Linked DNA regions of Homo sapiens: region 1 is linked to region 2. Evidence: chromatin contacts called from ENCODE Hi-C data. All regions are on one chromosome and are shown on one strand. The core of a region is the stretch at or near the end of the contact, and the rest is flanking DNA. Distances in the headings are between cores, read along the strand shown. Region 1 has its middle 17 kb from the start of SELPLG. Region 2 overlaps CMKLR1 (chemerin chemokine-like receptor 1).

Evidence for each region. A loop is a pair of places that touch in the nucleus more often than their neighbours do. Pooled maps may share reads with other maps.
Region 1: a loop to region 2 is called in a pooled map, with 2.5 times the contacts of the local background. The contact joins two enhancer-like sites. A Hi-C loop is called at or near these places in 1 of 168 maps with a recorded cell type or tissue (CD14-positive monocyte), 1 of 37 single-sample maps with no recorded cell type and 4 of 50 pooled maps.

What each region holds. Positions count from the first base shown.
Region 1 is chr12:108,615,738-108,618,437 of GRCh38, reverse strand. No RefSeq gene overlaps it. Among named protein-coding and RNA genes, the nearest start is that of SELPLG, 17 kb to the left of the region's middle. RefSeq lists enhancers at 57-106, 687-1,146. Within about 2 kb of position 1,322, at least 14 of the 41 ENCODE cell types and tissues checked have a DNase peak (open chromatin) inside an H3K27ac peak, as active enhancers do; they include CD14-positive monocyte, where a contact is called at or near this core.
Region 2 is chr12:108,311,668-108,314,367 of GRCh38, reverse strand. All of the region lies in intron 2 of CMKLR1 (chemerin chemokine-like receptor 1), which reads left to right. Among named protein-coding and RNA genes, the nearest start is that of CMKLR1, 26 kb to the left of the region's middle. Within about 2 kb of position 1,332, at least 23 of the 41 ENCODE cell types and tissues checked have a DNase peak (open chromatin) inside an H3K27ac peak, as active enhancers do; they include CD14-positive monocyte, where a contact is called at or near this core.

The sequences.
Region 1 (2,700 bases), core at 73-2,572, 300 kb before region 2:
TCCTGACAGCTCCTGAGGATGCTGTGTAACCACAGATTTCCATTTGCGTTGGAAGAGGGCCACCTTCCCTTTACAGTTTTCTCTCTCTCCAAGGTGTGGGATTTCATTCAGGGTGGGCGAAGCCGGGTGCTTGAAGCGGCCACCAGGGGGCGCCCGCCGCCAGCTCTTAGAGCAGGTGGAAGCCTGCGTTTCCCTTGGGCCAGACTTGGAGATCATTTAGCCAGGAAGGAGCCCCAAAGCCAGTGGCGTGCTGTTAAGTGTTTAACAACTGGCTTCCAATGGGAAAAAGTCCTGATTTGTAGCATTTGCCAATGTCTTCCATGTAAATACTCCCACAGCCGATTTTGAGCTACCAACCATTATATAGTTGATGATACAATAGGTGTTAGTAACAAGGGCATCGATCATCGGATAATGTAGTACAATTATTAGGAATTGGTGAGTTTTGAGTACTGATGACCTTGGCTTTTAATATAATAGAATTTAATTTATTAAACAACTGACACAAAATTCTGAAAATTTTGTTGATTAGCTCTCACGGGCAGATATAGTCTGGCTCCTGCACACCCCTGTGCCCTCCCCTCCTGCCTGGGCCTCCCATGCCCTTGAGGACCACCAGCCTGAATCACCCCACTCATCCATTCAGCAAACACATCCTGAACACACACACAGCTGCAATATCCCCGTGAATCCCCTCAAACAGCTCTCACAGACGGTTCTAGTATTCTCCCCATTTTACAGAAGATGAAACTGAGGATGAGAGCTAGGTGAAGTCACCTGCCCCAGGTCATGAAGAGGATCTGAGATTGGAACCCAGACCTGAAAGCCAGGATCTTACCACTGTGTCACGCTGTCCTTGAGATCACAGCGGGGTTCTGGGGGAATCCCACGCCCCAAAACCTCAGCCCTGCTGACCTGCCCTGGGGCCTGGAAGTCCCCCATTAGTCACCCTCTGTGGCTCCTGGCTGCTGAGGGAAGGCGCTGTTCCTTGGGAGGGTAACCGAGTACAGCGCAGCCCTCTCATTGCAGAGAACACAACACAGCAGAGCTGGGGCCTAGGACTAAGAGGGATGGCCGGGGGCAAGCAGCTGGCCTTTACTGAGCACTTACTGCATACCTAGTGCCTTGTCAAACAGTTTGTCTGCATTATCTCATTTAGGACTCAACCTCATAATGTGGGTGCAATGATTGTTCCATTTTCTTGCCAGGGAAACCGAGGTTCAGAAAGCTGAACCACTTGCTCCAGCCGGTTGCACGGTTAGGAAACCACACTGTGCTGACTTCAGCTCTGCCAGCAGGGAAGGAAGGAGGGTAGACAGGAAATGGGGGGCGGGGGATGATGGGCTCAGTTTGTTCCAGGTCCCTTGTCTCTTACAGGCTGGGGCTGCCACCCTGGGGGTGGTTCATCCAGCAGCTGATCTGGCAGGGGCTCCCCAAATTCTTTCCCCAGATCCCATCCCTCTTTGCCACTCAACCAAGCCACCGATTACTATGGAATGTGCCAGGCACTGTGAGAGGCCCTGGGATGCCATGTGAGTAGGACAGGCCTGTAATCCCAGAACTGTGGAAGGCCAAGGTGGGCGGATAACTTGAGGCCAGGAGTTCGAGACCCCTTTGGGGCTCATGGTCTAGAGGGGGACAGATTGATCAAATAATCACCCAGGAAAAGATCAGATTATGTCAGATTATGGCTGGGCCCTGAGCCCAGAGGAGAGATGCTGGGAGCAATGGGGCCAGAGCTGGGGGGCATGGGTCAGGAAAATCATGGTTGAAACTTGAAGGACACAGAGTTATTGACTTGGGAGGGAAGGGATAGAGGGAAGAAAGTTCCAGGCAGTGGGAGCATCATGGGCACAGGAGTTTGCACTAGGGGAGCAGACAAGGTGGGGGCAGCTGGAAGGAGCCAGGGTGGCCGCATGGAGGAGGAAGAGGCTGTGTGAGGATGAGGAGAACCTGGACTAGAGCAGGGTGCAAAGAAGTTGTGGAATCGAGAGGTAATTGGGAAGAAAAGGGTAGGAGTTGCTGATGGGTTGGAAGTGAGGAAAAAGGAGGTTGAAATCTCAGGTTTCTGACTTGGGCAGCTATCCTGATGAGGGTGCCACGGGGTGGCTGGGAAAGCCATGGAAGGAGGTTGCAGGGCTGGTGGTAAGAGGAGTGTCCTGAGCTGGGGTTCAGCCAAGTTGGGTCTCAGGGCCTGCTCAACCTCCAGGTGGAGGTTCCAGGAAAGCTGTTGCAAAAGATGCTTGAGGTCATTAGCCATCAGGGAAATGCAAATTAAAGCCACAGTCAGATGCCACTTCACACCCTCCAGCAGGACTAGAATTAGAAAGACTGACAACACCCAGTGCTGGTGAGGATGTGGAGAAGCTAGAACACTCACATGTTGCTGGTGGGAATGCAAAATGATACAGCCACTTTGGAAACCAGTTGGGCAGTTTCTTATAAAGTTAGACGTGTACTCACCATGTACTCCCCATCCAAGCCAGAAATCCCATTCTTAGGTATCTCCCCAAGAGAATGAAAACAGATGTTCATACAAAGACTGCTACAAATGTGTACAGCAGCTTTGTTCATAAGATCCCCAAACTGAAAACAACCCAAATATCCATCAGCTGGTGAATGGATAAATAAACTGTGGTCCATCTGTGCAAGGAAATATTACTCTGAATAAACAGGAGTGAGGCACTGATTCTCATGCCA
Region 2 (2,700 bases), core at 83-2,582:
TCCCCTGAGTGGGTTTGGTTTTTAGCAAGGAGCATGTGACTCATGTAACTGGGTCCCCCTTTCAGGAAGCTGGGGTTCCAGTGTATGGTCCAGCCACTGTCAGTGTCTAGGAACTTCTGTGTCCCCTGCATTTCACCCTTAGCCGTGACTCCATTTTCTGTCTCTACACATGTTTCCCTTCCTTCTTTTACTTTAATTTATGTTCCCTGTATAAGTGAGCCTCTTTTGAACCTCCCACCATCCACAGCTGCATCACGCCAATAATTAAGTGAACAAAAATAAAAAATCGACAAACCTGCAAGCAAAACCATATTGTGGCACCCCTCCCCAACCCAGGAGAGCAGCTCAGTTGGCCTGGTGGGGGTCGGCTGGCAAAGGGTTAAGAATGATGCAGAGGAAGTGCTGGCGGAGATTAAAGGGAGGAAGTGGCTGCTGCCTGGGGAGGGAGGTGGCTGGCTTGTCCTGTGTGACTCCAGGGGCCTAAACCAACACTGACACGAATGTGGCAGTTTGCTCAAGGTCAGTGTAGTGAAAAAAAGGAAGAGCTTTCCAATGACTTGACAAGTCTTTCTAGAAGTTCTACTGGTGGGGGTTTCAAACTCACTGATAGCTGACTCCAGACATAGCTCTCTTTAAACATAACAGCCAAAGGGCATGTTTGTTTGAGCCAGTCTCTTCATGTTCATAGAGTGACCAGCGGGCCCTGATTGGCTGGGACATTCCAGTTTGAGCACTTTACATTCTGCATCCCAGGACACCCCTTGGTTTCTGGCAAACCAGGACAACTGGTCACCCTATGCACCCTACGTATATGATCTCATGAAATCTTTACATTGACCCCCTTTACAGACGAGGAGTCTGTGATTTAGTAATCCAAGATTACATAGCATGGGAAGGGCCAAGCTGGGATTCACATGTGGATTTGCTGTAACTGAGTGAGGCTTAAGCTGTCAGCTGCACTGAGCCACTTCCCTTTTCCTGTAAGATGAGGGTGTGAGACCCCTTGATCCTAAAGCCTCTCTAGCAATGACTTTTAGGATTCTAGAATTTCCTCTGGTCTTCGAGCAGCTTTTTGTTTTCCATGGAAGGTGGGGTGGGGTAGGGTGGGGGGCAATTTTTCCAGCAAGACCCCTCCTAGGTCAAGGCTTGGGCTTTGCCTTGGGAGAGGTGACAGCCTGGTGACAGGGTCAAAAGGAAGGGCAGCCTGCCCCTCCTTCCCTGTGCCTGGGAACAGGGTGGGATCTCATACTCCACCGTCCTGATTGCTGGCAGTGGTGCCAGTCCATTTGTCAGCTGCTTGGGCTGGAGCCAGGGAATTCCAAGGGGCCAGAGCCTGCCTGAGCACTCCAAGGCCTCTGTGCTCGTGGCTGGCAGCCTAGGCAGGAGGACCCTGGGGCAGCTCAGGGCTCTGGGATTTTTCAAAGCTCCATGTGGCTGGACAGGCCTCTACAGACTCCCTGCCCTGGGAGTCTGGCCAGCCTGTGGAGACTGTGCAGAGGGGGGTGATTTGGAGTCTCTAAGTACCCCAAGTCAGTGAGGTAGCATTGTGAATGTGCAAGGTGCGGAAGTTGCACAGGTGGGGACAACTGATATGAGATCACAGGGCCCCGTGTGCAGCAGGCAAGCCACAGAACATAAAGGACAGTGACCGTCACTGAAGACCTGGACTCCAGAGTCAGGCAGTGCAGATTCAGATCTCTCCTCTGCCCCTTCCTACTGTGAGATCTTGGGCCAGTGCCCTTGCTTCTCTATGGCTTGATTTCCACATCTGAAAAATGGGAATGAAAATATCTACCTCGAAGGTTTGTTGTGAGTGGAGGCACTGAGTATGCCGTCTGTGCCTAATAAGCAGGGGGTGGATTCCATGAGCCCCAGACTCTCAGTTTTGGTTCCTCTCACCCCATAGCTGCACCCCAGGACCCTGTGACAGGCAGTGGGTGAGGGCTCTTCCCCATGGAGAAGCCGTGCTGGTAGGCTGTAAGGGAAGTCCTAGGGAGAGGAAGGAATGCTGCCTGGACACGTTTCACAGTCTTGTGATGAAAGGGGCCTGTCAGCCCATCCACGATGCTTGGAAATGCTGTGATAAGGGCATAGATGCTTTGAGTTCTCACAGATCTGAGTTCAAGTCCTGGTTCCACTGGGCACTGGCTGGCGATCCTGATCTGGTTCCTTTTACAGCCTCAGTTTCAACATCTGTGAAATGGAGGTAATGTCCTCAGGCCAGGGGGAAGATGGATTGTCAGGACACAAGGAGATGAGGGGGTGTCAAGCTCACAGCTAGGTGCCTGGCACGTAACAGGATGGGTCTCTTTCCTCTTGTCACCTTGCTGTTTGCTCTGCCTGGATTTGTGCACATGAGGCTGGGAGAAGCAAGGGGATGCTTGTGGAAAGCACACCCCAGGCAGAGGGACCTGCAAGAGCAGAGGCCCAGGTGCTTTGAACCATGCTCGGGGTACTGGGCTCCTTAAGCACAGGGAGCAGGTTGGTTTGGAAGGACTTGGCCTCTGAGGTCCCCCCAGCAGTCCTTCCGTGCCCCCAGCCTGGGGCTTCCCATGAGTCCTGCAGCCCTGTCCTGGGTCAGGGGTCGCTGACTTCACTTGGGTTGTCCAAGGGGAAGGGAGGCTAATGCCCATGCTCAGTGGCCCACCCTTCCTCCTGTTGCCTCTTGCCTCCACCAGCTCTCCCCCTCTATGCTGCCTT